Linked DNA regions of Mus musculus: regions 2 and 3 are each linked to region 1. A link is a loop called in an ENCODE intact Hi-C map of the cell type or tissue named here. Cell type or tissue: gastrocnemius. All regions are shown on one strand.

Region 1 (8,000 bases):
GGATTTCCTCGAGTCTAGAGGTCCCTAGCCAGAGCACATCTTCCCCGAGGGACATTCAGTGGTGACTGGAGATCATCACGTTGGTCACCCTCACCACAAAGAGCTATCTGACCCAAAATATTGATGACGTCAAGGCTGAGACCTGAAGTCATTCCATTCCTGCTCTCAGCTATGTGCCCCCACCCCACCCCACCCCACCCCCACCCCCACCCCCACAGGGTTGTCTCAGTCTTTGCTTCCTGTGAGGGAAGCTTGCTGCCTCTGGGAGTGGCTGGACTGGGTTATTACGCTGCTCAGCAGAGCCTGGGCTGGCTGCACTGGGAGGGAGGTGGAGTGTGGATCTCAGCCACAAGAGCAACAGTGGTCTCTCACTGAGGGGCTGTCCCAGGAGAGCCCTCCAGGGAACTGGGACATACACTCAATTCTGTCCCCAGTCTCTAAAGAAGGAGGAAGGATAGCTCCAGCATTCAGGAGGCAGAGGCAGGCAGATCTCTGAGTTCTAGGCCAGCCTGGTCTACCAGAGCGAGTTCCAGGACAGCCAGGACTACACACAGAGAAACCCTGTCTTGAAAAAAACAAGAAAATATAAGTTAATTAATTAATTAATTAATTTTTAAAAGGAGCTAGGGCTCAGTCTGGGGTCTCCCAGCAAAATAAGCATGGGAGAGACGAGAAAGAGAGACAGAACTTGACCATTGTTTCTAGAAGCAAATGTATACATCTAATATATTAAAATGTGCTTGGGAAATAGCTCAATGGCTAAGAGCACCAATTGCTCTTCCAAAGGACTAAGGTCTGATTCTCAGCACCCACGTGGAGGCTCACAACTGTCTGTAACTTCAGTTCCAGGAGATCCAACACCTTCTCGTAGTCTCCTCACACACCAGCCATATGCACAGTGACAGACATACCTACAGGCAAAACTCCCATACAGATAAAAACAAAGAAAACAAAATAAAATTGTATTAGTGGTATGCATTCTGCAGGACTGAAGGGGCTATTCATAACACATTAAAAGTAAGATGATGAGTAGTGGATGGGTGGGTAGATGGATCATGGATGGATAGTGAATGGATGGATGGGTGGGTGGGTGGAGGATGGGTGAATGGGTGGGTGGACACCTTTCTTCTGACCTCCACAGGTACCAGATATGCATTGGCTCACCCAGTGTGCTCCCCACAGGCCAGTGGGCTGATCTTCTGATTTCCCTTCCCTTCCTCCCCTCCTTCATTTGAGGAGGAGTCTCCTGCAGTCATTTAGTATGTAGGTGAGACTTGAACTTCTGATCCTTATGCCTCTACCTCCCAAGTGCTGGGATTACGGGTGTGGATCACCAGATTCAGTTTATGTTGTGCTGGGATTTGAACCCAGGGCCTTATATATGCTAGACAAGCTCTCTGCCAACTAAGCCAAATCCCCTGATGTCTAGTTTTCTCTTCCATCTGGAAGGAAGCAGGCCTGGTCTTAGGTCCTACCAGACTGCTGGCCCTAAGCTGGAGACCAAAGAACAAGGAGTGCCCCCCATGCCTCTAGGGTCCAGCTAGCCAGAAAAATTCTGACTCTGATGCCCAGGCCCCTCTTGCCACCTGCCACCCAGCTGTTTTCCTGAAAGGCCTGGCAGGATAGGTCATGCTGGCCTGGCCCAGAGGTGGAGATATCAGCCAGCCATGAGTAAGCATAGTTGTGACCTGGCCCGAGGCTGGCTGGCAAAACATCCGGACTGTTGCCTCTGGCCCTTCTGCCCTAGATCCTGGAACCCTGCCCAGACACTCCTGCCCTCATGGACAGGAACAGAGAGGGCATTCCAGGCAAAGGCAGAGAGCCTCGGCAAAGCTAAGGCCACAATCCTGAGACCCAGGGTCCAACGTGGGAAGAACTCCTAGACTAGAGAAGAGTTCTCCACCCCCATCTCCCCATCCCACCCCACACTTCTGCCTTACCCTGTCTGTCTTCATGGCCTGAGGATCTCAGTGAAGTTAACCACCTCTTGCAACATTATTTTATTTCTTACACAATAACCACACATGCTGGTTGCAAAACATTCTGGAGATAAAAGTATTGAAAGGACGGAGGACATGGCTCGGTGAGTAGAGAGCTTGCCTAGCATAGCCCTGAGTTCAGTACCTAGCATCACAAAGATTGGGTGCAGTGGCACACACCTATCATCCCAGTGCTCAGGAGGCAGAGGCAGAAGGATCAAGAGTTCAAGTCCATCCTGGACCACATAGCAAATCTGAGGCCAGCCAGGGCTCAGGAGAGCCTATCTCAAAAAGAAAAAAGACAGACGCTGTGTCATTTTAGAACTTGATACATTGTGTCTGTGCTTGGGCGCTGCAGACGCTACAGCTGCTGCAGCCATCTTCCCAGTATGTCGTCTGTCAGGCACACTGGGTGTCTGGTCCTCACAGCATCTCTTCTTCCTCTCACCTCATACCCTAGGTGGTCGGCTTGTCCCCACACCACTGAGTCACCTGTCCTCTTAACATATAGGTGGGCCTGGCAAGAGAGACTCTGTGAGTGCAGAAGAGATGGGGTTTATCCTGTGAGCTTCCTCAGCCCAGGTCACTGTAGATGGTGGCCATGATCCTTCCAGGCCTGGCAGCCTGTTGATGACTCTGTAATATTCCATCTGAAGAAAGCAGCATTGTTTACCCTATACACCCCATGGAGGGTTGTTTCCATGGTAACTCACAGCAAGATGGACGTCTGTACACTCCAGTCCATTCTGGCTGACTGGCTTTATGACATCGGCCCCAGAGAGGAAGATGCCTGAGGACCTTTGAGGCAGCATTTTGTGGTCCATTTAAAACATGTTAACTCTCGTCTCTACCTCCACAGTAGCGTGGCATGTCCCTATAACCATTGTGTTTAGGGTCACCCTACTCCAGTGTGAACTCATCTTACTTGGTGACAGCTGTAAAGGACTAAGTTCTAAATAAATTCCACACCCATTGTGCATGGGGAAGAGGGGAGCTCCAGACTCCGTTTCTTCATCAGTACCAAGGGGATGGGATGGATACCCCAGATAACCTACTGCAAAAGGTGTAGGCTGCGCCACCTGCTGGATGTCTTAAGTACTGCACCAGCCTGCCCCAGGTAGGGGTCATGGCCTACCCTGAAATGCAGGGGCTCACAGAGGCCCAGTTCCTATGTCCCTTCCTGTGATGCTGTTGGGTTCTGCCCTCAGGGACCACAGAATGGCCCATATGCCTGTGGACAGGGAGGGAACCAAAGAAGGGTCAGTCTAGGGGGTGACCCAACGTCACCTGGTACGGAAGCCAGAGCTGCATATCTGCAGCCCAGATCCCATGCTCAGCAGGCACATCTCACACACACATTCTCATAGGCACTGTGTCGAATATTGACACCCATAAATGGATACACATGAGCATGTGCGCTTACACACACACACACATCAGCAAACCCTTCCTCACATTTACACACAGATGCATGCTTCCACTGTGCAGAGACCCTCCCTCAGGAGTTCCTGGGGTGCAAGGCGGGGAAAGATGCAGTACCCTTCTCTGGGATTCTCAAGACTTCCTGTAGAGGGGATGCTCACACCCACTGCTCCCCTTTCCTGATTCCATCCATATTTGGAAGTGCCTCTGTGTCGCTTCTGTTCGCCCATTGTCATCGTTCCCAAAACCCCTTGAAGGAGTCTGCTCTGACTGGTTCTTTCTGGGAACGTTATCTGTCAGCACAGGCATGCGCGCCCATGCCCAGAGCACTGATGGACCTGCGGTGTAACTTTCCCTGGAGAGAAGTCAACGAAAAGGTCTGTTCTTGTAAAACAGGATGCAGACCACAGACTGAGAAAGGACTCCACCCACAACCAGCTTAGTGGGCCAGTGAGTTTCCTGGAGCTGCTCACAGCGGCATGGGAGGAGGGAGTCGCCCACACCTGCATGGGTGAGGGAGGTCACCAACACGGTGAGGTTGAGGGGGGTCCACAGCTGCGTGGGTCTGCCCACAGCGGTGAAGTTGAGGCGGGGTCCACAGCTGCGTGGGTGAGAGGGTCTGCCCACAGCGGTGAAGTTGAGGCGGGGTCCACAGCTGCGTGGGTGAGAGGGTCCGCCCACAGCGGTGAGGTTGAGAGGGGCTCACAGTGGTGTGGGTGAGAGGGTCCACCCACTAAGGCAGTTGTCTTAGTTAGGGCTTGACTGCTTTGAGCATGACCAAGGCAACTCTTTTTTTTTTTTTTTTTTTGGTTTTTCGAGACAGGGTTTCTCTGTATAGTCCTGGCTGTCCTGGAACTCACTCTGTAGACCAGGCTGGCCTCGAACTCAGAAATTCGCCTGCCTCTGCCTCTTTTTTTGTTTGTTTGGTTTTTGTTTTGTTTTGTTTTTTCGAGACAGGGTTTCTCTGTGTAGCCCTGGCTGTCCTGGAACTCAGAAATCCACCTGCCTCTGCCTCCCAAGTGCTGGGATCAAAGGCGTGTGCCACCACCGCCCAGCCCAAGGCAACTCTTATAAGGACAACATTTAATTGGGGCTGGCTTACAGGTTCAGAAGTTCAGTCCATTATTCTCAAGGCAGGAACATGGCAGCATCCAGGCAGGCATGGTACAGGAGGAGCTGAGAGTTCTACATCTTCATCTGAAGGCCGCTAGCAGAAGACTGTCTTTTAGGCAGCTAGAACAAGGGTCTTAAAGCCCACACCCACAGTGACACACCTACTCCAACAGGGCCACACCCACTCCAACAAGGCCACACCTCCAAGTAGTGCCACTCCCTGGCCCGGGTATACACAAACCATCATAGCAGTTGTTACTACTTACATAGAAGCCTTCCGCAGGGCCTTGTGTGTTTCAGGAGTTTCCTGGAGGGTTTGTTTGCTTCCTGAGTCTTGTGACCCTCTCTCCTCACACCAGGAGGGGGTGTTTAAAAGTGGAGGGGATACCTACACAGACAGAACTGCAGCCATACGGTAGACACCTCTGCTCCGTTACACACTGACAGTAGTGACCATCGAGCAGAGTAGGACACCTCTGTTTCTTCTTTTCCCCCTTCCATGCCTCACAGTGTGGCTGGGTGTCCAAGGCTTTCTTTGCCCGTCTGCTTGGTGTGGACAGGAATCACACTGTGACCCAGGAGAATACTTTCAAAGTTCTTTATCAACTGTCAGGTACCCTTGCCTTGGAGGGGACATCATGCCTCCATGCCTCCTTCCACTGCCTTGCATGTCCTGTGGGCTTTGAGTTCTTTACCGTCTGGATACTTTCCCTCCCTCATGACTAACATCAGAAGGCTTCTAACACATGCCTGTGTCCCCTGTTACCTGGGATATGTAAGCTCTTCATCGCGATAACAAGATTCCTGACATAAAGGACTTAGGAATGCAGCATTTGCATGGGCTCTCTGTTTCAGAATCATTAACTTTGAGGATTCTGGTCCAAGGTGAGGTGGGACATGTGGAGGTGGGACATGAGGAGGTGGGACATGTGGAGGCGGGAGAGTGTGGCCAGGATGTTCATCTCTTGGCAGAAACAGAAAGAGCATCCCAGAGGGACCTGGGACACGATACACCCCACAGGCATCACCCGGTGACTTACTTCCTCTAGCTAAGCCCCATCCACCTTCTAAGGTTTCCAGAACCTTCTAAAGTAGTACTGTCAGCCAGGAACCAAGGATTCAAGCCACCAGCCTTCTGGGAAGACATTTGACATAAATCAAAGGGGTTTTTTTGTTGTTGTTTTGTAACATGATGTCAAAGTCATCCCTTCAATTATTTGGTTAGTTCTATTTTTTGTTTGGGGTTTTGATTGATTGATTGATTGATTGATTGATTGACTAATTAAATAATTATGAGACAGAGCCTCACTTTGTAACCTTGGCTGGCCTGGAACTCACAAAGACCAACCTACCTCTGCCTACCTAGTTGTGGTGGTTTGAATATGCTTGACCCATAGGAGTGGTACCGTTAGGGGGCGTGGCCTTGTTGGAGGAAGTGTGTCACTGTGGGGTGGGCTTTAAGGTCTCCTCCTATGCTCAGGCTCCACCCACTGTGAAACAGAGCTTCTTTCTAGCTGCCCATGGGTCAGGCACTCCTGGTTACCTTCAGATGAAGATGTAGAACTCTTAGCTCCTTCTCCAGCACCATGCCTGCCTGGATGCTGCCATGCTTTCTGCTATGATGATAATGGACTGATCCTCTGAATCTGTAAGCCAGCCCCAATTAAATCTTGTCCCTTAAAAAGAGTTGTCACGGTGTCTCTTCACAGCAGCAGAAATCCTAAGACACTAGAGTGGGGACTAAAGGGGCATGATGACCCCATGCATGGTCTACTTTTTTGTTTGTTTTTGTTTTGAGACAGGGTCTCTTGTAGCCCAGTTTGGCCTTGAATTTGCTGTACAGCTGAGGATGTCCTTGAATTCCTGATCATCCTGTTCCCACTTGCAGAGTGCTGGGATGCAGGCATGGATCACCACACCTCACCCTCCCACTATTTGTACGATGGAATCTTGCTGGCGTCTTTCAGGCAGGTGAGCTGGTTCAGAGGGTAAGGGCACTTGCCACCAAGCCTGAAGACCTAGGTCTGAATGTGGCACCTACCTCGTGGAAGTAAGAGAACTCCTGAAAGCTGCCCTCTGACTTCTGCATGGATGCTATGACATGTACACACACACATGCATATGTGCCATGTCATGTGCACACCCACACACATGCATGTGCCACACCCACACACATGCATGTATCCCATGTCATGTGCACACACACATACATGCATGTTTGCATGTCATATGCACACCTGCATACATGCATGTATGCATGTCATGTGCACACCTGCACACATGCATGTGTGCCTTGTGTATACACCCACACACATGCATGTGTGCCTTGTCATGTGTCCACCCACACACATGCATGTATGCTGTTATATGCACACTCACATACATGCATGTATGCCATGGTATATAAACACTTATACATGTGTGCTGTGTTATGTGTGCACCCACACCCACACATATGTGCTGTGGCATGTGCACACTGACACACGTACATGTATGCTATGTTATATGCACATGGACACACATGCATGTATGCATGTCATGTGCAAACCCACCCACATGCATGTATGCCATGTCATGTGCACACCCACACACATGCACGTATGCCTTGTCATGTGTACACCCACACACATGCATGTATGCCATGGTATGTAAACACTTATACATGTGTGCTGTGTTATGTGTACACCCACACCCACACATATGTGCTGTGGCATGTGCACACTGACACACATGCATCCCCACACAAAATAAGTAAGCGGGGGTAATGTTTTGAAAAGATAAATTATTCCCCAGCCAGAGGCACACATCTCACAGGGGTTTCCCCCAGAGTTCCATGCTTTTGTTTAGTTCTAAACTGTCCTGTGGTGTAGACCTTCCCTCCTGACCTTTGCTGGTTCCCTTCTTCTCTCTGCCACATCTCAGACCATGTTTCCACCCCTGAGTCCCCACCTCCAATCTATTCCAGAACCATCTCTCCTCCAAGATCGAGGGCCTGGTTCTGCCTTCCCACATGAACAGCAATGACCAAACACAAGATCCAGACTCAGTTCCAGCCTGGTGCCTCAGTCCTGCAAGCCCATTTCCTAGCTGGGCATATCTGTCTGCTGGCAAGTTGCAATTCAATAGAGCACAGCTGGCTGCCTGCAAGACAGTGCCTGCTGCAGGAAGGGTATACAGTTGAAGCTGACCCCAACAGGGCTCTGGGCCTCATGGCTCTGGTTGAATGGCTGGGGCAAGACTTTCGGCCTCTGAGCCTCTTGCAGAACACAGGATGCCTGGAAACCCTGGGTCTGAGGTAGCTGTCAGCCATTACCAGTTTTCTCAGTTTGGTCGGAGCTAAAAAATCCTTCTAGTGCCCATTATATGAAGCCAGAGATAATGGTGTCTTTGAACTTAGAGAAAACATTAGCTGTGTGCAGAACTGGGCTTGTGAAGGCTCACTGGTTCTGTACTCCTTGGCTGTCCAGAGAAGGACCTTGAGGCCCA
Region 2 (8,000 bases), 160 kb before region 1:
TAAACATACAATGCAACCTCCCTCTGGGCAGCCACACTGACTTCAGATCTATTCTTTTTTTTTTTTAAAGATTTATTTATTATATGTAAGTACACTGTAGCTGTCTTCAGACACACCAGAAGAGGGCGTCAGATCTCATTACGGGTGGTTGTGAGCCACCATGTGGTTGCTGGGATTTAAACTCAGGACCTTTGGAAGAGCAGTCAGTGCTCTTAACCGCTGAGCCATCTCTCCAGCCCCTCAGATCTATTCTTTACTGCTCATAATCACAGACAGGCATCCTCTGCAGCCACTTGCTAATACTCTCAAGCACCCACCCTAATAGTGATTCTAGAACCTGGGCTACATTCTCAAAGCATTCCAGTACTCAGGGGCAGACCACACCCATCACGTTCTACTACTTAGACGACTGCCATCCTAGGGGTCTCCCCACAGACGCCCTTCCTTCAGGTGGCTCCACCTTAGTTTCTTATCTCACTCCTCTCTACACTACATACGCTTCAGTCACCAACACCTCCAGCTACGTCAGTATTTCCTCTGCAGACACCCCACCCTCAGACAGCACGGCTTTAGCCGGCTGTCTCAGTACCCTTGGCAGGATAAATGCCAGGGCTGTCACTAAACTTATCTCTGGTTTTGTTAAATCCTATGCCAATGTACAGCAAGAATCTTTGCCCTGGATGTGTGGGTGTGTGAGTGGGAAACAAGTCCCATTTACCCTCCTTGTAAGGTCCCAGTGACAAACCAAAGTTCAAGTACACCAAAGGTCACCCAGGGGAACCAATGAGCTTGTGGGGTTCATGGGCAGGGGACCTTAAAGCAGTCACCCCAGGAGGATCTGCACTCAGCAGGGACAATGGCTCTCCACAGCCCTCCACAGAGACCCTTCCCTAATCCTCTGGAACCTAGGCTCCTGAGGCCGCGTGAAGTTAGGGTAGAATTGCATACAACTGACTGGGAGAGCGACTGGATACTCAGCTGAGGGTCCTCTCCTCCTCCTCCTTTATTTATTTATTTTATGTTTGTGAGTACACTGTTTTCTAGAAACAGTGGAAATGAGCCTTGAGAAGAAACTTAGGAAGCAAGTAACAGGAGTGGGGGTGCCAGGCAGGGAGACGGAGTAGGGCAGATTAGGGTGTCCTTGGAGGACACAGGGTTCTCTTGATAGGAAGTACAGAGGGCACTCACTCAGTGTCTGTTTCTTCCTACCCGTTCCTGACGAAGATGCAGGTGAAGGTTAGATTAACACGAGCACACATCTGCCTCTGCTCTGCATGGGGCACATGGCCCCCCCCACTCCTTCATCCTTCCGACACTGTTTATTTTCAAGACAGATGAGCAAACAGTAGTTCACCTGTTTCCATGGACACCTGAGAGATATTTGACGGGCAGTGATTTTTGTGGCTAGCAGCTCTCTCCTAGGCTTGAGCTGGTCTTTTCCTGAGTCTGCGCCCTTCTCGATGGGGGAAAACCAGGCAGGCATCTCCAGATCCCAGAGCCCCCATGTGCTGGCTTGCCAGACTGGATGAAGGGAGACCTTGTGGTCTCTGTCTAGTGTGTTGGGAAGAGGGACCCCACTGTGTGAGTACCAGGACATCAATGGCAAGTCTTCTTGTTACTCTTTAAAACTGTAACCAAGTCTACTCCTCAGTCCCTCTTCAGAACCATAGAGCAAAATGTTTCTCCTACACTGTCGGGAGCCTGCGATGTGGGGAAATCAGAAAAGCCTGCAGCTTCTGCCTTGCTGGTTCCCAAATAGACAGGCCTGCAGGTGAGCCCCATCTCCTCTGTGATAGCGTGCATCTAGCGTCTACACTACGGGACAACAGACACTTTTACTAGATAAAAGCATCCGGCTTGAGGTTCACTCTTGCTGTCAGCTGCTTCAGGATCCGCTCCCCTTCCCCTTCTCCTCCCTCCCGCCTCCCCCATCAGCATGATGCAATATTTGCTTCTTGTGTCTACAAGGCTTCCCGAGCCCCTTCTGAAACTGCTACACTGACCCCTGGTGGCCAACAGAGGCATTGCGGGCTCGGGGCTGCTGCCTAACTTCCTTAGGGTGTTGCATCAGCCCTGTCGTAAGCTGAGACCGAAGAAGTCGCGCCAGTGCCAGTCAGCTCTCAGCACCTGAAAGCCACAAGGGATTCTCCCTGTTTGAGGCCTGATGGCTCATTGTTTCAGGGACCCTGTCTTACATCCGCGTGCGCCTGGCCCCTGATGATCAGGAGCTGGTGGCACAGGAAGTTCGCAGCTGTTGCCGGGCCCAGGACCGACGACCCCTCGGTCTCAGCCTTCTGACTCTCAGGGCACGTGCAGGGACTTAGCCACAGAATAAATAGAATGAACGTAAAAAGTAAAAACAAAAACAAACAAACAACGAAAGGGGCCTAGGGAGATGGTTCGGAAGAGTGGGGAGTAGAATTCTCGGACCCAGCGCCCATGTAAACGCCTAGCAAATGAGGTGGCCCGCCTGAAATCCCAGCTCTTGAGAAGCTGAGGCAGGGGCATGCTTGGGTAGAGCTACCCAGCTAGACTAGACAAATTGGTAAACCCTGCCTGATTGAAGTAGGAGACTCTGCTTCACGTGGCAGCAATCAGAGGAGACACCTGACACGAACCTCTGGCTTTAAGTAAGCCGATTGAAGTCGAATTAAAAGTATAAAGGCAGGTTTATTGGGGGCAGCTTTCAGGAGGGTTCACGGGTCCCAAAGAACGGGGCCAGAAAAGTCACCATGCAGACAGGAACCCACCTACCTGTGTCTCTTGAGGTGAATATTTCGTTTTCTTTCTTCTTATTTTTTTTTTTTTCTTTTTGCAAGTTGGTCCAAGGATGACCTTAAACTGATCTTCCTGCCTCCACCTCCCAAATGTTAGGATTCTTCTGCCTTCCTCTAGAGCTTTTTTTTTTTTTTTTAATATATTCACCATTCTGCCATACCCCAAAGTGTAGCTCTGTGAGCTTCCTGAGGCAAAGTTGGTGGTGGATGAGGTGTGTGGCTGCTGCCCTCTGCTGGCTGGCTGCAGCGCTGTCATTAACATTTTCATCTTGAGGGTAGACCAGGATTACTTTGTAAATTGGGAAATAGCTTCGAAGGTCATAGAAACAGCAAGCAGGCATGATGGCATATGCCGGTAATCCCGATGGCGGCTAGGGGGCAGGGGTGAGGAGAGCATGGCTATCCTCTGCTACATAGTGAAGTCCAGCCCAGCCTGGGCTACTCCAGATCCGCTCTCAAAACCCAGGGAAAAAAAGATTCCCCCTCATATCAACTGGTTGGCTTAGAAATTATATACAGGCAACAATAAAGGAACCAATAAGGTTGTTCTTATGTATTTTGTGTGTGTGTGTGTAGCAATTACAGTTAAAAAAAAGAGGTCATGAATTTGAGAAGAAACAAGGGAAAACAGAGACATTGGAGGAAGGGGAAAAGGGAGGGAGGAATAATGTAATTATATTTCATATTTTAGAATCCTAAAAACAAAACACAGAAATTCCTGCCTGTGATCCCACTGTGAGGAGACTGTGTCCTGATGTGTAGTGTACCCCATGCACTGAAAACTGTAGAGTGATATTTCCTCCTGGGAGTATTCCCCCAGGTATTCCCCCAGGTCTGCTCCAGTAGAGCCTGGGAGGTCCCCTAAGTGCAGCTGTTCTATAGAGGCCCAGGCAGGGAATCAGGCTGGCAGGACGAGAGGAAGGAGAGTGCTGTTGCTGCGGGTGAATTTGCTTTTTCAAAGATAGACTGCAAGCCGGGCGTGGCGGCGCACGCCTTTAATCCCAGCACTTGGGAGGCAGGGGCAGGCGGATTTCTGAGTTCGAGGCCAGCCTGGTCTACAGAGTGAGTTCCAGGACAGCCAGAACTACACAGAGAAACCCTGTCTCAAAAAAAAAAAAAAAAAAAAAAAAGTAATCAAAGATAGACTGCTTCAGTCAGGGCATGAAAGGTACGGGTGATAGCTATCTATCTATCTATCTATCTATCTATCTATCTATCTATCTATCTAGATATCTATCTATCTAGTATATACCAGAGTACACTATCTATCTAGTATATGACAGAGTACTGTCACTGCCATCAGACACTCCAGAAGAGGACATCGGATCCCACTACAGATGGTTGTGAGCCACCATGTGGTTGCTGGAAATTGAACTCAGGACCTCTGGAAGAGCAGTCGGTGCTCTTAACCACTGAGCCATCTCTCCAGCAGGTTAGTTTTTAAAACACCACTCCTATCACAGTTTGGAGCCCCTGGTGCTTTCTCCCTGCCTGCCTCAGGAGCCAGCTAGTTTTCCACGTCGGTGATGTCACAGCCACCACCACACATGCTGATGGCCCCTGGCAGCCGCCCTTAAGTATCAGCTGCAGGGCTGTGGAAACAGTCACGGACTCTCAGTTCCCCTCGAGGTTCTCTTTTACTGATTGTCTGAAGGTTCCAATCAAGGCCACTGGAGGGGCCAGGTGTTTGCTCTTCGTGGAAGCCAGTTCTGAAACTTCCCTTCCGGGCAGGGTGCTAGCCACATCCCCTGTTCTTGGCCCAGTCTGTGAATGATGCAACTGGCAAGGAACTGGTGAAATGAAGTGGAGCAGAGATGCATCGATAAGAGGCACCAGGAAGCTGGCTGCAGAGTGGGTGACATTTGAAAGATTCCTCGGGAATGAATTCCTACCGTCTGATTTCAAGGAAGGCGAGCCTTCCCCTCTGAAGGCTTTCCTCAAACAGTACTGAGAATGGTTTAAAAGCTGCTGTACTTCCCCACGGGCTGTTTCTCTCTTCCATGGCTCCCCTCCCTCTGTCTCTAGTCACCTCTGTACCTCCAGGACATAACTCTTCCCTATTTGTAAGATGTTAGTAAGAACAGTGAACAAAGACTCTCAAAGAAAAAGCTCATAAAGGGGCTTAGGGAATGCCTACCAGGCCCCGAGGGACTGTATCAGATATGCGACTGGCTTATTTAACATCAGATGCTAGTGGAGCCTTCTGCTTTCAAAGTCCGAGAGCCATACACAGTTGTCAGCAAAACTAAGACATGAGGCTTAGCTGGGAGCAGAGCCGGTGCGCATGCTCAGAACTGGTTTGGAGGCTCAAAGCCGGCTACTTTTATCATTTTTCTAAAATAGGGTTTCTTTGTGTAGCCCTAGCTATCCTGGAACTCACTCTGTAGACCAGGCTGGCTAGGAACTCACAGAGATCCTCCTGCCTCCACCTTCCAAGCACCAGGATCAAAGGCGAGCACCACCAGCACCTGGCTTTTTTTTTTTTTCTACCTATATATATTTTTTTCTGAGACAGGGTTTTTCTGTGTAGCCCTGGCTGTCCTGGCACTCACTCTGTAGACCAGGCTGGCCTTGAACTCAGAAATCTGCCTGCCTCTGCCTCCCAAGTGCTGGGATTAAAGGCGTGCGTCACCACTGCCCAGCTTCTACCTACATTTTGAGGGTGACACAATTTCCTTCTTTGTGGGATTTGACAGTGTAAGGTATGCTAAACATTTGTCTTTTCTATCAGACATTTAAACACGTGAACTTGAGACTTGAGTTGACAACAAGGAAGTAAGTCTTTTTTTTTTTTTTAAATCTTTTATCTCCCAAGCCTTCCAGGATTTTGGGCGCTTCTGCATTCTTGGAAGTTTAGTGACCCAAGTGGCAAACTCCTCCTCCCCCTTTCCTTTGTAATGATTCTTTTAAATCTAGCCAATTTCGAAAGACCGTGTGGTCGGATCCCACCCAGTGTGGTAAAGACACAAAGGTCATCTCGCATTGGCGATCTTGCCCTGTGGGCCTGCTCACTCTTCCTTGCTCCCTCTTGAGCAAGAGTCAGGTTTGGCCTCATTGAGACACGTCAGCAGGAGTCCTGGCCTTTTCTTTAGGATCCCAAACTTATGTCTCAATACTGGTCTCATCACTAATCATGGATTCTGACCTTGAACATGGCCATTTAAAGATCTGGTATTGGTTTGGGCAGGTGGCTCAGTGGGCAAAGGTGAGGACCCACAAGGTGGAAAGGACAAGCCAACTTCTGTGAGAGCTCCTCTGAATCCCATACATGTGCTGTGGCATGCATGTACACACACACACACACACACACACACACACACACACACACACTCATACACTCACACATATACACCACACACACACTCACACACACCATATACACACATACCACATATACACACTCATACACACATACTCACACACACCATATACACACACTCCCACACCACACACACTCCCACATGCATACACACACTTACCCCCACACACACACTCACACACCACACACTCTCACACACCACCCCACCCACCTACCACACCCACCCACAAACACACTCAGGCACACACATCACTTTGTAAGAAGAGAGACTTTGGTATCAACTTCATGATCAGGAACTCTCGTTCCTCTGCTTTTCTTTTTGTTCCGGTCTGAGGAGAAGGTAAGGATGGGTCAGGGGGATGGGGTGGTCCCTGAGGAATGGGGTGGTCCCTGGAAATACCATGTCCTCGGGAGCTGCTAGGAAACCTATGCTAGGCAACGTGGGGGCACGCGTGACACCTCTGCCAGGTGTGCCGAAGACTCTTGTTCCCTCTGCTGGCCTCTGGCATCCTGCCAAAACCAGTCCAATGCCCTGGTCTCCCAAGGGTCCCTTCAACATGGACATAGGCAGACAGTTGACAGGTGAGTTTACAAAGCACATGTATTTTCTACCTGCCTTACTCGGGGTTACTATTGCTGTGACAGAACACCATGACCAAAAAGCAAGTTGGGGAGAAAGCGTTTATTTGGCTTACACTTCCATGTTCCTGTTCATCCTCCAAGGATGTGAGGGCAGGACCTGGAGGCAGGAGCGGATGCAGAGACCATGGAGGGATGCTGCGCTCTGGCTTGCTTCCTCTGGCTTGCTCAACTTGCTTTCTTAGAACCCAGGACCAACAGCCCAGGGATGGCCCCACCCACAATGGACTAGGCTTTCCCCCTTAGGCAGCCTTCCTGGGCCTGGAGAGATGGTTTAGTGGTTAAGAGCACTGGCTGCTCTTCCAGAGGACCAATTAACCATCTCTAATTCCTGTTCCAGAGGATCTGATACCTTCATACCATGTGCACATAAAATAAAGTTAAATTAAAAAAAAAAAAGTCAGCTGGGCGTGGTGGCGCACGTCGGGAGGCAGAGGCAGGTGGATTTCTGAGTTCGAGGCCAGCCTGGTCTACAAAGTGAGTTCCAGGACAGCCAGGGCTATACAGAGAAACCCTGTCTCGAAAAGAAAAAAAGAAAAGTCTTACAGCTGGATTTTTATGGAAGCAGTTTCGTTCCCTCCGGTCAGATAACTCTAGTCTGTGTGTCATGTTGACATAAGACCAGCCAGCACAGAGACACGTTATTAGGCACTCAGAACACAGACCACACACATCCTGGAAGCCTAGGGCTGTGCAGAAGCCAGGTGAAGTGGGCAAGGGTTGGAAGCCACTCCCACCCCCCATACATCTCAGTCTGATTCTCCCTGTGGCCCGGGATGACCTGGAACCCAGCACTGTGCATCTACCATACACACCTGGGCTGTGTTGTCTGCTCCACAGTGTGAGCTACCTTGACGCTCTGGTTGTTTTCCTTCTCCTTCCTTGCATCCTTATCAGGTCAGTGGGACCTACTGTTAAGGGAGTGGGGCACAAAATTCTGAGGGGGCAGAGCTGAGGACCAGGATCAGGGGAGGAGCGTTTATCTGACCTGTGCTAGGACTTGGGTTCCAGGTGGAGCTGGAAAGAAAAGTCCATGCTAAAAGCAAATAAGTAAGAGTGCAGGAGGGTTCCGGCATCACGGAGCGGAGGGCGAAGCTAAGTGAAGACCCTGTTCAATCCAAGCGGGAAATTCCCTCAGTGCTAACTTAGGCTCTTCCTGACTGAGAGCAGTCCACACGGGACTTTGAAACTCCCTCATTGTTTGCTTTGTTTTTCTTCACTTTGTAAGATTTAAAACAACAACCCCAGTATGTTTAAGTTACAGA
Region 3 (8,000 bases), 230 kb before region 1:
ACTACACTGGCTCAAACTCATATATTAATGTTTATAAGATAAGCACTTTACTGAGTGAACCATCTCTTTATTTCTTGGCCCTTATCTGTGCATTTTCATAAATTTTAATGTGTGTGTGTGTGTGTGTGTGTGTGTGTGTGTGTGCTGCCTGCATATCGATCTATGTGCATCTTGTGTGCCTGGTGGCTACAGAGGCAGAAGAGGGTATTAGATCCCTGGAAAGTGGAGTTCATAGATGGTTGTGAGGTGCCATGTGAGTCCAGGCATTGAACTCCTGGTCTCCTAGAAAAGCAGCCAGTGCTCTTAAATGCTGAGCCATCCCTCCAGCCTCTTATCTGAAGTTAGGTGATAGCTTGAGGTTTTAAGACTGGATGACAGTCTAGAACACCCATCTTGCTTTGGGATAAGGAGATGGTAAGATTGTACCAGCCCAGCACCTGCCCAGACCACGGCACAAGCATGAGCTAGCTCTGTCCCCAGTGTGCAGGGCAGTGCTACCCGACGCACATTGTTTTCACAGGGAAAAGGAAGCACGCTCCATCAGCTGGAGGCAGTCAGAACTCAGCAGCATCTTTCACTCCACATGGCATAAGACTCATTTGCCATTCGGTGTCCTGGTCAGCTTTAACTATCAATCTGATATGACCTAGAGTCTCCTAAGAAGGAAGTCTCAATAGACGGGTTGCTCAGATTCGATTGGCTTGTGTGCCTGTCTGAGGGGGATTGTCTTTGATGGTAAACTGATGTGGGAGGACCCAGCCCACTGTGGGGGGTGCCATTCCCTAGGCAGATGGCCCTAGGCTAAGCTAGCTAGGCATGAGCCTGAAAGAAAGGTGCGGGGAATGGCATTTCTCCACGATTTCTGCTTCTGAATCCCTGCGGAGTCCCTTGGGTGAGGACTGTGACCTCGTTAAGGCACATTAACCCTCTCCTCCTCTAAGTTGCTTTTGGCCAAAGTGTTTGTCACAGAAACAGAAAGAAAGCTGCAACAAGTTGATACACGAGGCTAAGTTCCCCAGCATGCTATATGCATGGAGGCATCTCTAACCATGGACCAGGCTTCCCAGCTCTGCCCTGAGCTCAGGCTTGCCTGGCCATCCTGGGAGCACCTGGTGCTGCTTTCTATGAATGCTGAAGTGTCCAGCAGGCTTTGATGGAAATGTGTCAGCAACTGGTAGAAATGTGATTAGCCACGTGGGGCCTCGTCAACCAGGCTCCCAGAACTACTCTGGACCTATTGAATTTGTTTCTGTGCAGGGTACCCAGATGACCAGGTGTGATGCACACACCTGTAATCCCAGAGCTCAGGAGGTGGGGGAGTCTCTTAGTTAGGGCTTTACTGCTGTGAACAGACACCATGACCAAGACAACTCTTCTAAGGGCAATCTTTAATTGGGACTGACTTACAGGTTCAGAGGTTCAGTCCATACTCATCAAGGCAGGCATGGTGCAGGCAGAGCTGAGAGTTCTACATCTTCATCTGAAGGCTGCTCGTGGAAGACTGACTTCCAGGCAGTTAGGATGAGGGCTTTAAAGTCCATACCCACAGTGACACACCCACTCCAACAAGGACACACTCACTCCAACAAGGACACACCTTCTAATAGTGCCACTTCCTGGGCCAAGCATACACAGACCATCACAGTCAAGGGGATCAGAAATTCAAAGCCATCCTTGGTTACAAACAGAATCCATTGCCAGCTTGAGCCACATGAGACGCTTTCTCAGAAGAAAAGAAACTCTTTGGAACTCCTTGTAGGATTAGCACACATCTCAGAAATCATCCTGTGTCTCTGTGTAGTCACATGTAGAGACTCGAGGTTCTTACCGCCATCTAGTGACTGTGCTCGGAGTTGGCCTTCCGCTATCCTAGACCTTAGTGTGAACCTGCTGTGGTAGGCTCTGCTCTAGGACTGAGGTGGCCATACCCTGGCCGGGCTCACCTTTCATGGACCTCCCTGGGTTTTGCAGCACAGCGATCGGGGTGTGTGTGTGTGTGTGTGTGTGTGTGTAGAAGGTTGCCCCCATCACACACAGATACACACAGACACACACAGACACACACACACACACACACACACACACACAGACACACACACACACACACGGAGACAGTGCTGGGCCTACTCAGTAGTCCAGGTTCATGTGTCTCTTCTCTTGCTTGCAGGGATCAGCGGTGGGCCTCTGGGAAACCACTACAGGCTGAAGCAGTTTCATTTCCACTGGGGAGCAACAGATGAATGGGGCTCAGAGCACGCAGTGGACGGCCATACCTACCCAGCTGAGGTTCGTAAACACTGTGAGACAACACACGATTGGGTGCTTTCAATCTCAGTCCGACTACAGGGTGACTAGACCTCACTGTCGCCTTACACACACACACACACACACACACACACACACACACACACTTACAAAGTGCCCAAAAGCAGCTGAACCCACTTAATTATCGCTGCTTTATATGGTGAAGTGGAAGGGGGTGCCTCTGTGGGCCCAGGCTGAAACACCCCCTTCCCCTTGAGGTACCAGCCACACGATGAAAATAGTACCTCGGATATAGTATGAATAGAGTTTATTTAGGGTATGGGGAGGGCAATTGAGGGGGTAGAGACAGAGAACGGCAGAGAGAGAGGAGAGAGGGGGAGGGGATAGGGGAGAAAAGGGACAGAGAGGCTAAGAGAGTAAGAGATTAAGAGGGTAAGAGAGTGAGAGAGAGGAGGGACAAATAGCCCCCCCTTTTTAAAAAGAGTTATGTATTTAGTTTATGTATGTGAGTACATTGTAGCTGTCTTCATGCATACCAGAAGAGAGCATCGGATTCCATTACAGATGTTTGTGAGCCACCGTGTGGTTGCTGGATCTCTGGAAGAGCAGTCAGTGCTCTTAATCACTGAGCCATCTCTCCAGCCCAAAACAGCCTCTTTTATAGTGAGTCAGGCATACCTGGCTGCTGCCAGGCAACTGTGGAGCGGAGCCTAGAAGAAATGCTAACACAGGTGACCACCAAAAATAAATCAAAGAAGCTGAGGCGATGTCTGGAGACCTCTGGGCACGACATCACCGACATTTTCCAACAGAATGGAAAATGGAAGCCGGGCGTGGTGGTGCACACCTTTAATCCCAGCACTAGGGAAGCAGAGGCAGGCAGATTTCTGAGTTCGAGGCCAGCCTGGTCTACAAAGTGAGTTCCAGGATAGCCAGAGCTATACAGAGAAACCCTGTCTCAAAAAAACAGAAAAAAAATGAAAGGAAGAAAGAAAAAAGGAAAAAGAAAAATGGAGCGTCCGTGTGGTGATAAACCATAAGGTTACTACCTCAGCTCTCAAATTGCCGGATTGCCATAATTACCTTGTCACTCCCATCTCTGCCCCCTCCTCTTCTCACCCTCTGCCTTCCACCCCCAACAATTGGATGTACACTCAATATTTTGGCTCTCATCGATCTCTGGTTGGAGACGTGAACCAGAGTCTAGCTAAAGCCACAGATGGGAGTCCAGTGGTTGTTGTTCATTCGGAAGTGATACGTGTGGCCACTAGAGGGCGCACAGCGTCTATCCTCAGCTAGTGGCAATCAAAGTTCTTGTGAGCAGACCCTGGTCCCTGAAGATTCATGGTTAGGCACAATTGAGAATGCCTCTACCCCAGCTTTTGTGCTTAGGGGAAACTTGTGCCCTGTGCTGTATCCAAGGAGCCCCGGAACTCCCTCTGACAAAGCCGTCATATTTGCACGGAACCCACGCACATCCTTCTATGTAGCCATCCTCAGCTCTAACATAGAGGACTCAGATATACATAAAATAAATCTTTTTTTTTCTTTTTTTCCTTTTCTTTTTTTCTTTTTGTTTGTTTTTTCGAGACAGGGTTTCTCTGTGTAGCCCTGGCTAACCTGGAACTCACTTTGTAGACCAGACTGGCCTCGAACTCAGAAATCCGCCTGCCTCTGCCTCCCAAGTGCTGGGATCAAAGGCGTGCGCCACCACGCCAGGCTCATAAAATAAATCTTAAGAGAGAGACAGAGACACTAACATACTATGAGTCCAACTTGAATAGTTGTTGCTATTTATTTCATTTCAAGAAGAACACTGGGGGCTGGAGAGGTAGCTTAGTGGTTAAGAGCACTGACTGCCCTTTCGAAGGTCCTGAGTTCAAATCCCAGCAACCACATGGTGGCTCACAACCATCCATAATGAGATCTGATTCCCTCTTCTAGGGTGTCTGAAGACAGCTACAGTGTATTTACATAATATAGTAAATAAATAAATCTGTAAAGAAAAAGAAAAACACTGACGTAATATTTTTATTCCAAATAGATACAAAATCCTTGGGTGGGAAGATAGAGTGCCCCCTGGCTGACACAGAGGCCTTCTTGCTGCCTTATGAAGGACTCTGCTTTATTTCTTCCCGTTGTGAATTCCCCCAGTGCCTCACAAGGCATGTAAGGTCTACAACCTTACATGCAAGAAATAGAAGGGTTACAAAATAAAGACAGGGCAGAGTCCAGGGTCAGACGCCAGGTATGATGTTCGGGGACTTACCTCTCTGAGAAACTGCTCAGTGCTGACAGTCCAGCGTCTTATCTGGTGACCCTTGTTCCAAGTGACATGTCGGTACAGATGATCAAACTACTCACTTCTGTCTTGACAACTCAAAACACTTTTTTTCTCTCTCTTTTTTTTTCATTTTTCATTTTTTTCTCATTTTGGAAATGCTCTTGAACTTGCTGGGGATTGAACACAGGCCAATGTTTTATTATTGTTGTTGTTGATGTTATTAAAGATTTGTTTTATGGTTGAGTGCTCTATCTGCACGTACACCTGTGTGACATAAAAGGGCATCAGATCTCATCACAGATGGTTGGGAGCCACCATGGGGTTACTGGGAATTGAACTCAGGACCTCTGGAAGAGCAGTCAGTGCTCTTAACCACTCAGCCATCTCTCCAGCCCCCAGGCCAGTATTCTTAACTGCACACTTCCTCCAACAAGCCCACCCTCTTAAACTTCCTTAAACAGTGCCTCCCCCACCCCTACTGGAGACCAAATGTTCAAATACACAAGTTCATGGTGGACAGTCTCATTCAAGCCACCGCAACCCTTACGGAGTGTATGCAGACGGGAACACGCCCTGGTGGAGGCCCGGACTGTGTACGTGGAGAAAGTGGGTAAAAGGAAGCTTGCATACAATGCTTGCCTCTTCTGACTGTGGACGTGATGTGACGAGTGGCCTCAGGCTCCTGCTGCCTTGAGTTGCCCGCCATAATAAACGGTACCTTTGAACCGTGAGCTAAAATAAACCCTTTCTCCTTCCGGTTGTCTTTGTCTGGGTGTAGTGTCACAGCGGCAGGAAGGGAAAGTAAAGCAAGAGTCTTCTCCCTCTCTTCCGGCCACCAGCACTTTGAGTACGCATGTGACAATGGCGTGACCCATGGGTGTGCCGGACGGAGAGTGGCGTGGCTGCTGTTTCTGCTGCACTGCGCTGTGTTAACATTCTCTTTCTACCCTGTTTCAGCTCCATCTGGTTCACTGGAATTCCACGAAATATGAAAATTACAAGAAAGCCTCCGTGGGGGAGAACGGGCTGGCGGTCATCGGCGTGTTTCTGAAGGTAGCGTCTGCTGGGCGGCCACGCCTCTCGCACTGAGAATGGCGGGTCCGGTCATCAACAATGGCCTTTCGCACACTGCCCCTCTTGCGAGCACAGTGTGTTTCCATTGTCTGCTGCCCAGGCTAACACTCTGTGTCTGTGGTACACAGCTCGGGGCGCATCACCAGGCCCTGCAGAAGCTGGTGGATGTCTTGCCGGAAGTAAGACACAAGGTAAGAATCGTGAAACCAGCACAGTTGGGCACCCCAGTTGCCAGAGCAACGACTCACTCAGGAAAATTCAAAGAGTTTGGCAGAGGCTGTGGGGTTCTGGTTCTGGGAAGAGAAGGTAAGGGCCAGTAGGTCCTAAGTAAGACCCTTGCCACGAGCTGGATTTGGACATAGAGCATAGAGATTGGTGGCCTATGTCTGTAATTCCAGCCCTTGAGAGGGCCGAGGCAGGAGAGTAGCCAAAAGTTCAAGGCTAGTCTGGGCTACATAATGAGTTCCAGGCTAGCCTGGGATTACAGAATGAGACTTTTTAGAAACAAACAAGAAAGAGGACTCAGGTGTAGCTCTTGTTGGTGGAGACCTCACTGTGCATGCACAAGGCCTTGGGTTCAACCCCCTGCACCGGCATAAACTGCATGTGTGGGAGACAGCTGCAGTCTCAGGACTTGGAAGCTGGAGGGTCAGAAGTTGACCTCCCCCCAACCCCCCATGTGAGACAAGGATCCTGGACTCCTTGGGATGGCCAAATCCAAATCCTGGGAAATCCCAGGAGCCTGTGGAAGAGTTGGGACCCATCTTGGTTCTTGCTCTGCTCAAACACAATGTCCAGGAGTGATAAAGTCTGTTAAAGCAGACAGAAATATCTACCTGCTACGTGTGAGCCTGCACACCACCTGCACACCCGAAAAGGAGCCTGAGACCAAGGACAAAGCAGATGGCAGCGGGGTGGGGTGGGATGGGGGGTGGGCAGCCTGGGTGGCGGGCGCATAGGCCAGTGGCAGGGCCCCCGGTTCTCCCTGAAGGTGGCCGGACACTCTTTGTATACCTCCGTATGTTAGCCTGTCTCCAGGGAAAGGCAGAGTAACAGTGTTGCTTTTCTTTAAGAGCAACCCAGAGGGGACATTGATGGAAACATGGAAATTCCAAGGAGATGGGTTTATTTATTCAGTACCACAACAAAGAATTCTGAGGCATAAAAGGAAGCAAGGTGGCCCTTAGACGTGGTGACATGGGGACAGAGGAGGCTTCCATCTGTCTTAACAATGGTGAGAGCTGACCTGCAGGAAAGTGTGGCCACCCCTTCCTCAAAGCTCACAGGAGTGTTTGATCTGTCCCTTGCCTTCTCTTGATGTTGCGGTCCAGACGCCCCTTGGGATGGAGACAGATCCCTTACCCACACTGTTCCGTGCCCTGGAACACCTCAAGGCCAAGGCCAAGGTACTGGGCTGCACAGCTCCTCGCCCTCTTCCGTGCTGGGCCACAGCCAGAACAGAACTGGAGACTGGGATGTTTTCCCAGCTGGCCTCTGCCTCCCACAGGGGTGGGAGAGAAAAGAGCAGAGCAGTTGTTTACTCAGGGTCTGTTTGACTTCCTTGGAAGGTTCTGGAGCTACTTTCCCTCGCCGGCTGACGGCAGGGGAGACCTGGGGTCTGGGACTCAGTTCTGGCCCCAGTCACACTAGCCCCCTGAAAACAACCCACAGACCCTAGGAGATAAAAGGACTTTAAGACACAAAAGGTCCAGCCGTGGAGGGCTCCACAGGCTAAAGACTGGGAGACGTTCATGGACCCCGGTCCAGTGGCTCTCATCTGCAACCTTGGGGCTTCTAGGGGTGTTTGGTATGTGGTGAAGATCCTCAGTCAAGAACTCTTGGGTTCAAGGCCCTTGATCTGCCAGGGAACTGTGTGGTTTGTTCAAGTGACTTAACATCTCAGAGCCCCGACTTCCCTGTTTGTGAAATTTGGATCTTAGGACCTGAGAGCCCACGAGGGCCTGTTACCCAGATTAAAGTGGCACGTGCACAGGGTTGGTCTTTGGTAAACTGGTTGGGTCCGGGCCCCAGCTGTGACTCTCAAAGGCTCATCTGCTGTTGTGATGGGGATGGGGGGAGGCCAGGGAGGCTGTGACACGTACTGGGCTGTCTCGAGCAGCTGCGCGGGACTCTGCTGTCTGCAGTGGACTCTTGAGTGTGTTCTTACCTTGAGGGGCACGTAGGGGGCCTGTCAGACTTTAAAATGCTTGACCGTGGTGACTCTGAGGAGGATGGAGGGAGGAAGTGAGGGGCGGGTGGCCTTGGGGTCAAAACCCCGCTCGACTGCAAGGTAAGCCCATTCTGAAGGATGCTTTGCTGCCCCTCTGGGCTCCTCCCGTGTCTCCACAGCCCAGGATACGACGTCATGGCTCAGGCT

What was found. Hi-C counts contacts between places; a loop is a spot of excess contacts. Peaks named below come from ENCODE experiments on the same cell type or tissue, not always from the same donor. Only the 100,000 strongest peaks of a DNase experiment are listed, where the experiment ranks them.
Region 2: a loop joins it to region 1, with 2.7 times the contacts of the local background. A loop is called at or near these places in 4 of 42 quality-filtered maps.
Region 3: a loop joins it to region 1, with 2.5 times the contacts of the local background. A loop is called at or near these places in 5 of 42 quality-filtered maps.

The regions. Positions count from the first base shown.
Region 1 is chr8:121,689,738-121,697,737 of GRCm38, reverse strand. No RefSeq gene overlaps it. Among named protein-coding and RNA genes, the nearest start is that of Gm46065, 37 kb to the left of the region's middle. In gastrocnemius, no CTCF peak of the experiment used is centred here; DNase peaks (open chromatin) are centred at 1,742 and 3,067.
Region 2 is chr8:121,845,169-121,853,168 of GRCm38, reverse strand. It overlaps Gm26812 (a long non-coding RNA gene), which reads right to left and starts at 1,304. Exons shown (of 4, transcript XR_879277.2): 1 at 1,189-1,304. In gastrocnemius, CTCF peaks have their summits at 2,018 (motif pointing left) and 3,012 (motif pointing left); DNase peaks (open chromatin) are centred at 2,010, 3,034 and 6,583; H3K4me3 peaks cover 356 bases; H3K27ac peaks cover 1,225 bases.
Region 3 is chr8:121,921,369-121,929,368 of GRCm38, reverse strand. It overlaps Car5a (carbonic anhydrase 5a, mitochondrial), which reads left to right. Exons shown (of 7, transcript NM_007608.2): 3 at 2,168-2,286; 4 at 5,507-5,602; 5 at 5,752-5,814. Among named protein-coding and RNA genes, the nearest start is that of BC048644, 18 kb to the right of the region's middle. In gastrocnemius, CTCF peaks have their summits at 1,835 (motif pointing left) and 3,535 (motif pointing right); DNase peaks (open chromatin) are centred at 1,851 and 3,536; H3K27ac peaks cover 373 bases.